Regions from separate parts of the Homo sapiens genome. Here all the other regions are linked to region 3. A link is a contact called in ENCODE Hi-C data. All regions are on one chromosome and are shown on one strand. Each heading gives the region's core, a stretch centred on a gene start or an enhancer-like site at or near the end of the contact. The rest is flanking DNA. Distances are from core to core; before and after follow the strand shown. Region 1 holds the start of GCNT2 (glucosaminyl (N-acetyl) transferase 2 (I blood group)). Region 2 holds the start of MAK (male germ cell associated kinase). Region 3 overlaps BLOC1S5-TXNDC5 (BLOC1S5-TXNDC5 readthrough (NMD candidate)).

Evidence for each region. A loop is a pair of places that touch in the nucleus more often than their neighbours do. Pooled maps may share reads with other maps.
Region 1: a pooled map shows a loop between it and region 3 (4-fold over the local background). The contact joins the promoter of GCNT2 here to the enhancer-like site in region 3. A Hi-C loop is called at or near these places in 8 of 37 single-sample maps with no recorded cell type and 5 of 50 pooled maps.
Region 2: a loop to region 3 is called in a pooled map, with 21 times the contacts of the local background. The contact joins the promoter of MAK here to the enhancer-like site in region 3. A Hi-C loop is called at or near these places in 2 of 37 single-sample maps with no recorded cell type and 3 of 50 pooled maps.

Annotation. Positions count from the first base shown.
Region 1 is chr6:10,519,787-10,523,482 of GRCh38, forward strand. It overlaps GCNT2 (glucosaminyl (N-acetyl) transferase 2 (I blood group)), which reads left to right and starts at 1,565. Exons shown (of 5, transcript NM_145649.5): 1 at 1,565-1,631. LOC101928146 (a long non-coding RNA gene) reads right to left here and starts at 1,620. Exons shown (of 3, transcript XR_001743961.2): 1 at 1,562-1,620. RefSeq lists enhancers at 1-131, 1,852-1,911.
Region 2 is chr6:10,836,481-10,840,547 of GRCh38, forward strand. It overlaps MAK (male germ cell associated kinase), which reads right to left and starts at 2,059. Exons shown (of 15, transcript NM_001242957.3): 1 at 2,023-2,059. RefSeq lists a silencer at 2,122-2,251 and enhancers at 2,472-2,531, 2,582-2,741.
Region 3 is chr6:7,961,883-7,965,760 of GRCh38, forward strand. All of the region lies in intron 4 of BLOC1S5-TXNDC5 (BLOC1S5-TXNDC5 readthrough (NMD candidate)), which reads right to left. Among named protein-coding and RNA genes, the nearest start is that of TXNDC5, 53 kb to the left of the region's middle. RefSeq lists an enhancer at 1,800-1,849. Within about 2 kb of position 1,474, at least 3 of the 41 ENCODE cell types and tissues checked have a DNase peak (open chromatin) inside an H3K27ac peak, as active enhancers do.

The sequences.
Region 1 (3,696 bases), core at 315-2,814, 2.6 Mb after region 3:
ACAAAAAATTAGCAGGGCATGGTGGCGCATGCCTGTAATCCCAGCTACTCGGAGGCTGAGACAGGAGAATTGCTTGAACCCAGGAGGCAGAGACTGCGGTTAGCCAAGATCGTGCCATTGCCCTCCAGCCTGGGCAACAAGAGCAAAACTCGGTCTCAAAAAAAAAAAAAACGAAAAAGAAAAGAAAAATAATCATTGATTTGGGCCGGGTGTGGTGGCTCACGCCTGTAATCCTAGCACTTTGGGAGGCCAAGAGGGGTGGATCACTTGAGTCCAGGAGTTCAAGATCATCCTGGTCAACATGGTGAAACCCTTTCTGTACTAAAAATACAAAAATTACCCGGGCATAGTGGTGGATGCCTGTAGTCCCAGCTACTCAGGAGGCTGAGGCAGGAGAATTGCTTGAACCTGGGAGGCAGAGGGTGCAGTGAGCTGAGATTGTGACACTGCACTGGGTGACAGAGCAAGGCTCTGTCACAAAAAAAAAAAAAAAAAAAAAAAGTTGATTTGCTATTTCTTCAGTTTATCCTGGCTTTATGACTGGAAAAAAATTTTTTTTAACTCAGTTGGATTTTTTCTTTTTTTTTTTTTTTTTTTAAGTTGATGTCTCACTATGTTGCCCAGGCTGGTCTCAGAATTCCTGGGCTCAAACAACCCTCCCGCCTCAGCCTCCCTAGTAGCTGAAACTGCAGGTGCACACCACCATACCCTGCTTTATCCCCACTGAATTTTATAAGCTGCTTCTGACTGCAAAGTGTTTGGCAGAAGAGAGGGATATGGCTAAATGCACGGTATGACTAGCTTGTTTCCTGGGACAGGAATCAGTTCATTCCTGAAAGGGTATGTAAAGAGCCCGTTTGCCTGGCCTAGGAAAAGCCAGAGGTTCAGAGAGAGGAAGTGACTTGCTCAAGATATACAGCTTGCATTAGAGAGGAGAGAACTTGCCTTCTGAAAATGCCCAGGGCATTTTCTACTAAATTCTGCTGCCACCTTAGGATTCCCCTTCCCCAGTGTGGGTAGCATTTGAGCAGAACACATATCTAAATCTGTTAGAGGTTACCCTGGGGCAGAGACTATAAGATTTCCTACCAATAACTAAACATAAGAGTGGAACCTTAAACACGAGGGGTCTGTGAGGGAATCCAAAACTTCCCCTCTTGAAAAAGCAGCCTCTAAGGGGGCAAAATGGAGGGTAGTCTTAGGAAAACACCCAAATAATTATCCTGAGGTCTATCTTGGAGTGTCCTCATGAAAAACCCAGTTACACCCAGGGCAGTTACCTTTCTGAGCGGTTTCTTATAACATTCCTGGAGTGGAAAGTGATCAACTCAAAGCCCTCCAGGACTCTAGAGGCAGGGGATGAGCTGGTGTCAGGTAGCACCTGGTATCCAGCAGCTTAAAAAATCCAGACTCTAGGCAGGCTCTCTGTAGACGTGTGTTCTCCTGTCTCAGACTCTTAGGGCAGGCCTTGGGGGTGGGACTGAAAGCAAACAGACCTTCCCACTTTCACATTCCAGCCTCTGTTATTCCACTTAAAACGCTAGGGTTAAACTGCGTTTACCTTAAACAGGCTTACTGTGTTCACTGCTGGACGCCTCTGGGCAATCTTACCCTCCTGGGAACTGAGAGAGGTAGGTGGAGGTCAGCGTGCTGGGAAACTGGTGGAGGGAGGAAACTGCGGGGAGCTGGTCTTCTCGTGTTACCTCTGTTAAATCGCTGACAGCAGTTTAAGGTCCAATAGGCTGGTACTCAAATGGGCTGCGTGGATGTTTTATATTTCCAGAACCTAGCACAGTGCCGGGCATAAAGTAAGTACACCAAAAAATGTTGAATGAGTCATTTGGTCATGAGATTTCTGTTTTCAAAGGTTTTTTTTTTTTCAAAGAATAGCATGTTTGTATGTTGTTTCATTACATGATGGGCCTACTGGGCACGAGGGTTTTCCATCTGTCTCTAAATCATTAGTATCCTTCTGTATCTCAGTTACAACTTTTAACTTTGTAGGAAAGAACAACGTTCACTTCAGACTTAATGGTTTATGTTTCTCAGTTCCTTCAGGCAAGGGAAAATGTTTCCAGAATTTGATAAGGTACTTGGTACTGTCTGGCATTTAAATTTTTTTTTTTTTTTCCAGACATAGTCTCACTCTGTCACCCAGGCGAGAGTACGGTGGTGCGATCTCAGCTTACTGCAACCCCCACCTCCTGGGTCCTGCCTCAGCCTCCTGAGTAGCTGGGACTACAGGCATGCACAACCAAGCCCGGCTAATTTTTGTATCTTTAGTAGAGATGGGGTTTCATCATGTTGGCCAGGCTGGTCTCAAACTCCTGACTCCATGTGATCCACCTGCCTCAGCCTCCTGAAGTGCTGGGATTACAGGCGTGAGCCACCGTCCACAGCCTGAAATGTATTTTATTTAATTAGTTGCTGTGAGGTATGAACATTCCTGTGAGGTATGAACCTCATTTGATAATAGGTAAAATTGAAAATGAAGCTCTGGGCCATGTAGAAAAGTAGTAGATCCATATTGCCATTCTATGAAAACCCATCTTCTGATATTAAAGACAGGTCTACTAAGTAAATTCAGGTTTTGCCAAACTCAAAGCTACTTTTCTGTTTTCCTTATTTTTAAATGTAGGCCTTTGAGAGTCGTCACTTGTAAATAGTCTTTCTGCACCTGGTAGTAGATTGGCCAAATAGAGGGTAGTTACCTGTAGGCTGTGGTTTTCCAGAAGAAATAGGGAGACTGTAATCCCAGGCCCTGGGGACCCTACAGCGTAAAGGATCTGTTTCTTTGCACTCTGTTCTGATTGAACAGCATATTGCAATTATCGGAAGAAGGGAGGCTATATTCTTTCATGTAATTATTCTTAGTGATCAGAAGCTTGAGGTCTCCCTTGTGGAAGTATTCTACCTATGGCAGTAATTTTTGGTTCCTGTAACTTCAAAATCCTATCAAGGACTTTCTGAGCGATAGAGGTCGGGAGGGTAAGAGCAAAACTCCATCCAGAAAGGTGAAAACAACAAACAAAGCCTCGGGCACGGAGATTGGGCTGCTGTTCTAGCTTCTCATAATATCCCATTTATAGAATACACTCAATCCTCAACTCCAGGGTAACTTTCTGCAACAGTAAAATTAGACTTAAAACGAATGAGGTTCTCCAGCTCTGGCTTCTCCCGGAGACCCTGGCTTGGAAAGCCTGGAGTTGTCAGATATCTTTTCATGTGCAAACGCAGGCGGAAAGTGCCTTTAAGGCCTCGACTCCGCCTAGTAACTGAGCTGCTATTTAACTTTGCTCAGTCTTGCATTGCCTCAAAGTTATTTGACTGAGCTTGAAAAGACCAGCTTTCAGCCAGGCGCGGTGTGGCTCATGACTGTAATCCCAGCACTTTGGGAGGCCGAGTCAGGCGGATCACCTGAGATCAGGAGTTCGAGACCAGCCTACCAGCATGGTGAAACCCCATCTCTACTAAAAAGAAAATACAAAAATTAGCCGGGTGTGGTGGCACATGCCTGTAACCCCAGCTGCTCGGGAGGCTGAGGCAGGAGAATTGCTTAAACCCGGGAGGCAGAGGCTTCAGTGAGCCGGGATGGCGTCATTACACTGCAGACGGGGCAACAAGAGCGAAACTCCGTCTCAAAAGAAAAAAAAAAAAAAAAAGACCAGCTTTCTCTTATAGTTTCCTATTACTTTT
Region 2 (4,067 bases), core at 809-3,308, 2.9 Mb after region 3:
TGTCCCTGCTCCCTGATAGCACATAAGCAACTACTTTTATCAATGTGGCATAGCAACTACTGATTACTAATCAAAAAGCAGTCTATGTTCCTTAAACACAGGCTTCCCATGGTTCTCCAGTTCACGCACAATAATATTTCTCTACAAGTTACATATATTCTTCTCTGTTGACCTATGGAAAACTAATCTACAAAATAGGAATATATTAACACAGTTTCTTATGTACATGAATATATATAGATATGATACATATGCAACAAAAAACCCAAGTAAATATAACTATCATCCTCAATTTAACAGAATTGTTAAAAACTTGGAATTTTCTACAATCAAGCTATAACATTTATTGACCTTCCTATGGGTTAAAGAAAAAGATGCTTATTTAGAGGCTTAATTATAGACCTACACAAAAATAAATACCCTTATAATTTATCTCTCATTCTAGTTTTCAACTTTTTAATCTAAGTTCATAATTACCGTTTCTCTAAGTGCACAATTGTTGTAAATATAGCCTTTACTCTCAACAGCTTTTGCCAGCTAATAAGAGATTCAGATAGGATTAAAGAAGATTAGCAAAGAGGGCAAATGAAGGGTAAAACAAGCGTCTGCCAAAAACTGAAGAGATAAGGCTTGGATGTCTTCAACGTGGCTTTCTAGAACATATTATGTCACTCCGAGGCTGGCTTAACGCTTCTAATACACAACAAAAGAGTAATTAACGTTTTAAAAGTCACCAAACTCTTTAAAAAGCAACGCAGGAAAAAAAGATCCCAAACTAACCAAGTCGAAGTTTTACAGAAATTAAATGAGCTATTACAATGGGAAAACAAAGACTGTATCTTAAAATATAAAAGCACAGTTCTCTGTGCTCATATTCACAAATTATTTCAAAGCTTATACACAAAAAAAGTCCACCCCGACGAAGAGATTAAACGTCCTGCCCGGTGCCTGCAGTGGAAGCAGGCGGTGGCGCGGTTGGGGGAACTTTCTCCCTCCCGGTCAAGCCTCGGGAATTGAAGGGCCGGGGAGGCGGGGCCCGATCGAAAAGCTGGAAAGTCACTTTTGTTTTCACCATTATTTCACTTAATGGGTTGTGTTTCTGAATAAATAAAGTCAGATAACTTTGGCTTCCCTCTTTGAGAATTCCGTTATCATTAGAACAAATGTCTGTTTCTTTTAAACGATTATCTAACCACATTTGCATACAGCTCTTTCCTTGTAGGATTGAGATTACTAACCACTAAAAACCAGTTTTATTGCTCTCGACACCGCACTCTCGACCTGTCCCTAAATTAAAACGGATTACTTGCAGAAAAGGGACAGTTTTCGTCACACACTTTCTGATCCGACTCTGCAAACCAGGGCTCTTAAAAGGCTCCAGGGACCGCGTGGTGGAAGGAGGGGGCGTCCCCGGGCGCCGGGAGTCCGGCGCCGTTGGGGGGGACGGGGGTGTGCGGAATTCCACTTTCACCTGAGCGTCCTTTGGGATGCACCAGCGAGGGCTGGAGTCGGACCTAATTCCTGTTTTTCTCCCTCCTTTTAGATTTTGCAACAGTTCTGAACTCAGTTCCGCTGCCTCCCTGAGACCCAATCCTGCCTCTCTGTCCTAAAAACAGTTTCCACCGCCAGCCCAAGCAGCAGGGGAGCAGAGGTGGGAGATCCCGGAGGAGAGTTTAGGGGCGGGGGTCTCAGGCTAAGGGACGCCCGGCCGTCATCCTCCCACGCCAGGCCGGCCCCCGCGGTCCAGGAGGCGGGAAAGTGGTCAAGAGGTCTGGGAGACACCGACCGCCTTCCCTCGGGCTGACCACTCCCGCCCGCTCCGCCCCTCCGGGGACCCTCCTCCCTCCAGTCCTTCCCCTACCGGCGTCAGGGACCGGTCTCCGGGCGGAGATTGGCCCTGGTAGCACAGGGCGCCGAGGGGACATGCCCGGCCAGCCTCGCAGGTCGGGCTCCGGCTGGGTCGGACAGAGGGTGGTGGCCCTGCAGCCCGCTGGGGATTACCTGTCCGCGCCTGCTGCTTACCTCGTTCGCTCCCTTGTGAAGCTCCGGCGTCTTGTGTGTTTCATCTCCTAGGAAACGGCGGGGGCAGCAGGCGGGCCTACGGCCGGCCCAGAGAGGGCGTGGCCTCGCGGGAAATCCCCGCCAATTCCCGCAGGCCCCGCCTTCCCCGGGGCGGGGCTTCATGGAGCCGGGGGACTGTCGGCTGAGCTGCAGCAAGTGTGCCATTTAGACTTGGGGTTTAGGGGAGTTGATTACCTTTTCAGTCAGGTCTTTGTCAGAAGTTGGTTTGTTTGCCCTTTATTTTGTTTTGGTTTTGTTCCGATTCATTCTACAAAGTCTTGATTAATTAAAATATGGTTCCCAGACCGGGCAGAGCAAGAGAAGGAAGTCTGTTTGCCTCATACTTGCACTTGTTTACTTGTGCCTGGGGAAAAACTGTTCTTGTATGCAGTTCCTTAAATTGGTCAATTCCTTGGGTATGTATTACCTCTTGAGCTGCCCTTCTAAGTTTGTTTCCATTTATTCATTCAGAGAACCTGCCTAGTATCAGCCACAGAGTTAGATAGTGGTAATTCCAAGAAAAATGACTGAATGTGTGAATAAATGGGTAAATTGTAACTAGTCTAGAATTTAGAGAGGAAGGCACACTTGTGTTACTGCAAATAGTTCAGATTGGCTGGCAAAAAGGGTCTACGAAACAGAAACATAAGTGATGAAGCAGTGGTGCGGCAAGTTAGTAATTATTAGGTGTCAGGATGTGGGCTTGGGACCAAGAATAGCGCCAAGGTAGACACGACAGACATGCCTGTGGCCCTCACAGCTTAAAGTGAAGTAGGCTTTCACGCGTATGTTTATGGCAGCACAATTCACAATTGCAAAGATGTGGAACCAATCTAAGTGCCCATTGACTAATGAGTGGATAAAGAAAATGTGGTATATATACACCATAGGCTGCTACTCAGTCACAAAAAAAGAATGAAATAATGTCTTTTGCAACAACTTGGAAGAGTGGGAGGTCCTTATTCTACGCAAAGTAATACAGGCGTGGAAAACCAAAAACTGTATGTTCTCACTTATAAGCAAAAGCCAAGCTATGAGTATGCAAAGGCATACACAGTGAAATAATGGACTTTGGAGACTCAGAAAGGGGAGGATGGGAGAGAGCCTAGGGATAAAAAAAACTATGCACTAGGTACCATATACACTACTCAGATGATGGGTGCACTAAAATCTCAGAATTCACCACTATATAATTCATCTATGTAACAAAAAACCACTTGTACCCCAAGAGCTATTGAAATAAACATTTAAAAACAGACGGGGCTCAGTGGCTCATGCCTGTAATCCCAGCACTTTGGGAGGCCCAGGTGAGTGGCTCACCTGAGGTCAGGAGTTCAAGACCAGCCTGGCCAACATGGTGAAACCCCATCTCTACTAAAAATACAAAAAATATCTGGGTGTGGTGGCACATGCCTGTAATCCCAGCTACTCGGGAGGCTGAGGCAGGAGAATCACTTGAACCCAGGAGGCAGAGGTTGCAGTGAGCGGAGAACGTGCCACTGCACTCCAGCCTGGGTGACTGAGCAAGACTCTGTCTCAAAATAATAATAATAATAAATGGCCAGGCGCGGTGGCTCATGCCTGTAATCCCAGCACTTTGGGAGGCCGAGGTGGGCGGATCACCTGAGGTCGGGAGTTTGAGACCAGTCTGACCAACCTGGAGAAACCCCATCTCTACTAAAATGCTAAAACTACAAAAAATTAGCCAGGCGTGGTGGCGCATGCCTGTAATCCCAGCTACTTGGGAGGCTGAGGTAGGAGAATAGCTTGAACCCAGGAGGCGGAGGTTGCAGTGAGCTGAGATCACACCATTGCACTCCAGCCTGGGCAGCAAAAGCAAAACTCCGTCTCAATAATAATAATAATAAATAAAAGATTCATTGCTCTCCAATAAATAAGTGAAGTAGGCAGGCAAAGTAAAAAGCATAAGTTAGATAGGTCATAGCAGCTTTATATACCCAGTTATGAAGCCTAAGCTTTAACATGTGTCAATGAGGAAGACCAGT
Region 3 (3,878 bases), core at 224-2,723:
GGAGTGCAGCGGCGCGATCTCGGCTCACTGCAGCCTCCGCCTCCCGGGTTCACGCCATTCTCCTGCCTCAGCCTCCCGAGTAGCTGGGACTACAGGCGCCCGCCACCACGCCCGGCTAAATTTTTGTGTTTTTGGTAGAGACGGGTTTTCACCGTGTTAGCCAGGATGGTCTGGATCTCTTGACCTCGTGATCCGCCCACCTCGGCCTCCCAAAGTGCTGGAATTACAGGTGTGAGCCACCGCGCCCGGCCAGGTTTTGGCCACTCTCAAAAGTGGAGACCTCAAAACCAAATTAGAAAGAACCACGGCGATGGAACTCACGACACAGGGTAACGGGATAAAGAGAGAAAGGGAGACACTTCAACATCCCTGTATTAGCCTTGACGGCTCAATTCATCAAAAAATACAGATTGAATATATAAGAAATACATATAAAAATGAAAAATATAATTAAAAGTACACATTATTTCATCATAACTTAAAAAATTAAAAGCTAATTAAAAATTTTTGGTTAAAAAGCTATTTAGAAAATGTTTAAAAACTCAATAAGTGGTTAAAGGAGAAAATTAACACTATAGTTACAATTATTTAGAAAAAATATGAGAAAATGTAAGTAAAATTATAGGAGACAAATTTTGCTCCTTGAGGCAAAGATTTTCACAGATTTCCCAAAAATAACATAAAAATCACTTACCATAAAAGAAAAATTTGATAAATTGGACTTCATCAAAATTAAAAACTTTTGCTCTTCAAAATAAACTGTTTTTTGGGGAGCTGAAGGAAATGTGCATTATCTTGATTGTGATGATGGCTTCAATGGTGTATACATGTCAAAACTCATCAAATTGTACACCTTAAACATATGTAATTTATTGTGGTCAACTATGTGTCAATAAAGTTGCAATGAAGAATTGGAAATAAAGAATTGGCAACTAAATACTTTTTTTTTTTTTTGAGACAGGGTCTCGCGCGGTCACCCAGGCTGGAGTGCAGTGATGCCATCATGGCTCACTGCAACCTCTGCCTCCCGGCTCAATTGATCCTCCCCTTCAAACTCCCCAATAGCTGGGACTACAGGTACTTGCCACCATGCCTGGCTAAATTTTGCTCAGTACAACTTTTTAAAACATGAACTAATTGTTGAGAAAATTAAAAGGCAAGCCATCAACCAGGAGAAAATATTTGTAATTAATGAGTCTGGCAAAGCACTTAAATTTAGAAAATATAAATAACTCTTACTATTCAACGATGGAACAAACAACACACAACCACACAGCCCATAAACTAAAGAGATCGGCACTACCCCCCGAAATGTACAAATGACCAAAAATAACATGAAAAGATGCTCACTATCTTTAGTCATCAGAGAAATGCAACTTAAAACCACAAAGAGATACCATTATACCGAACCGAGAACAGCTAAAAATAAAAAGACTACTAATAATCTCATTTATATACAGAATCTAAAACAAAAACCAACTCATAGAAACAGAGAGGAGAATGGTGGTTGGCAGGAGTTGTGGGTGGGGAAATGGGGAGATGTTGGTCAAAGGGTACAGAGTTTCACTTACAAAATGAGTAAGTTGGCCAGGTGCAGTGGCTCACACCTGCAATCCCAGCACTTTGGGAGGCCAAGGCAGGCAGATCACCTGAAACCAGGAGTTCAAGATCAGCCTGACCAACATGGTGAAACCCCATCTCTACTAAAAATACAAAAATTAGCTGGGTATAGTGGTGCACGCCTGTAATCCCAGCTACGTGGGAGGCTGAGGCAGAGAATCGCTTGAACCCAGGAGGCGAAGGTTGCAGTGAGCCAAGATCACAAGATCACGTCACTGCACTCCAGTGACTCTATCCCAAAAAAACAAAGCAAGTTCTAGAGACCTAATGTACAGCACAGTAACTGTAGTTAATAATAATGCATTATATGCCCGTAATTTGCTAAGAGAGGAGGTCTTAAGTATTCTCACTGCACGAGCACGCACGCACACACACACCCCCAAAAAGGTAACTATCTGAGGTGATGAATATGTTAATTAGCTTGTGATAATCATTTCACAATGTATACATGTATCAAAAATCATGTTGTACAACTTGAATTATATAATTTTTTATAAATTATACCTCAATAAAGTTAAAAAAACAAGGTTCAAGTTATAAAACATAGATATGTATAAGGATGTGAATATGTATATAAGCAATCAATATAGGAAAAATACATATACACAAATATATGCACATATACATTTCCTATTGAAAAGATGATGGCACCACATCCCTCTGTCTTGTCAAGGCAGTGCTTAGTTAAGAACACACCCCATCTACCACCAGGCAATTCAGTAAAAACAATGAGTGCTTTGTTTTTATGATGAGAAGGTAATGTATATAGTCTGCCACAATAATTTTCTGCTGTCTGCTTTTTTCATACTTAACAACTACTCTGATAACTCTTTCTAGAACATTCTCAGAATTAGCTCTAACCAAGCTCTAGCCCAAATGCCACTTTTACCTCTCAAATAAACTGCTTTTCCTACAGCCTGGACATCAAAAAAGTCCAAATAAGTGACCAAGAAATGGAAGAACACTTTTGAGTGACTGAGGAAGGGAAGAAATTAAATGAGCCAAGTCAGAACTCTCTGTAGGGTGAAGGTGAATGGGAAGCGTTGGGAAAAATCATTAGCACTTTTATGAAATGTATACATTTAAGATTATTTGTTGTTTTTGCCAGACTCCTTCCAGGCAAAGCATACATTTATAAATGTTTAAGTGTATTTTTTTTAAGTTCATTGCAGCTATAGAAATTGTTCCATAATGTGGAAGCCCCTGCCAAGTTTCCAGCTCTCAATTTCCCGAGATGTATAATTATATTATTATTATTATTATTATTTTTTGAGTTGGAGTCTCACTCTGTTGCCCAGGCTGGAGTGCAGTGGCGCGATCTCGGCCTACTGCAAGCTCTGCCTCCCAGGTTCACACTATTCTCCTGCCTCAGCCTTCCGAGTAGCTGGGACTACAGGCGTGTGCCACCACACCTGGCTAATTTTTTTGTATTTTTAGTAGAGACGGGGTTTCACCGTTTTGGCCGGGATGGTCTCGATCTCCTGACCTTGTGATCCACCCACCTCGGCCTCCCAAAGTGCTGGGATTACAGGTGTGAGCCACCGCACCCGGCCAGAATTATATTATTATATTATTTCGATTAAATGATTTGACTCTGTTTCTTCTGTATTAATGTTGATGTATCTTTCAGTGCATACTTGATACTTAAAAAAAAGAAAGACTACCAATACCAAGTGTTGGCAAGGATGTGGAGCAACTGAAACTCTCCTGTACCACTGGTGGGGATATAAAATAAAACATCCATTTTGGAAACGTTTGGCAGTTTCTTACAAAGTTAAGGATGCACTTAACATATCATTTAGCAAATCTGCCCCCAGGATTTTGCAAAAAAGAGATGAAAACACATCCACAAAAGACTTGTCTATGAATATTCACAGCAGCTTAATTCAAAATAGCCAAAAGGTGGGAAACAACTCAAACATCTATCAGTGAGTGAATGAATACACAAGTTGTGGTATGTTCATACAGTAATAAGATGCTACTCAGCAATAACAATAAAAGAACTGTTGATATACAGAACAACATAGATGAATCTCAAAAACAGGCTGAGTGAAAGAGGTCAGATACAAAGATTCCACTTACGTATGCATGATTCTACTTCTAGCAGCTTTCTGGATGGATGGAAATGTTCTGTACCTCGACTAGGGTGCTGGTACGTGGATTTATACATTTGTCAATACTCATCAAACTCTTAAGTGTACACATCTTATTGTACATAAATTATACCTCAATAAAGTTTATTTAAAAACACAAAAAGC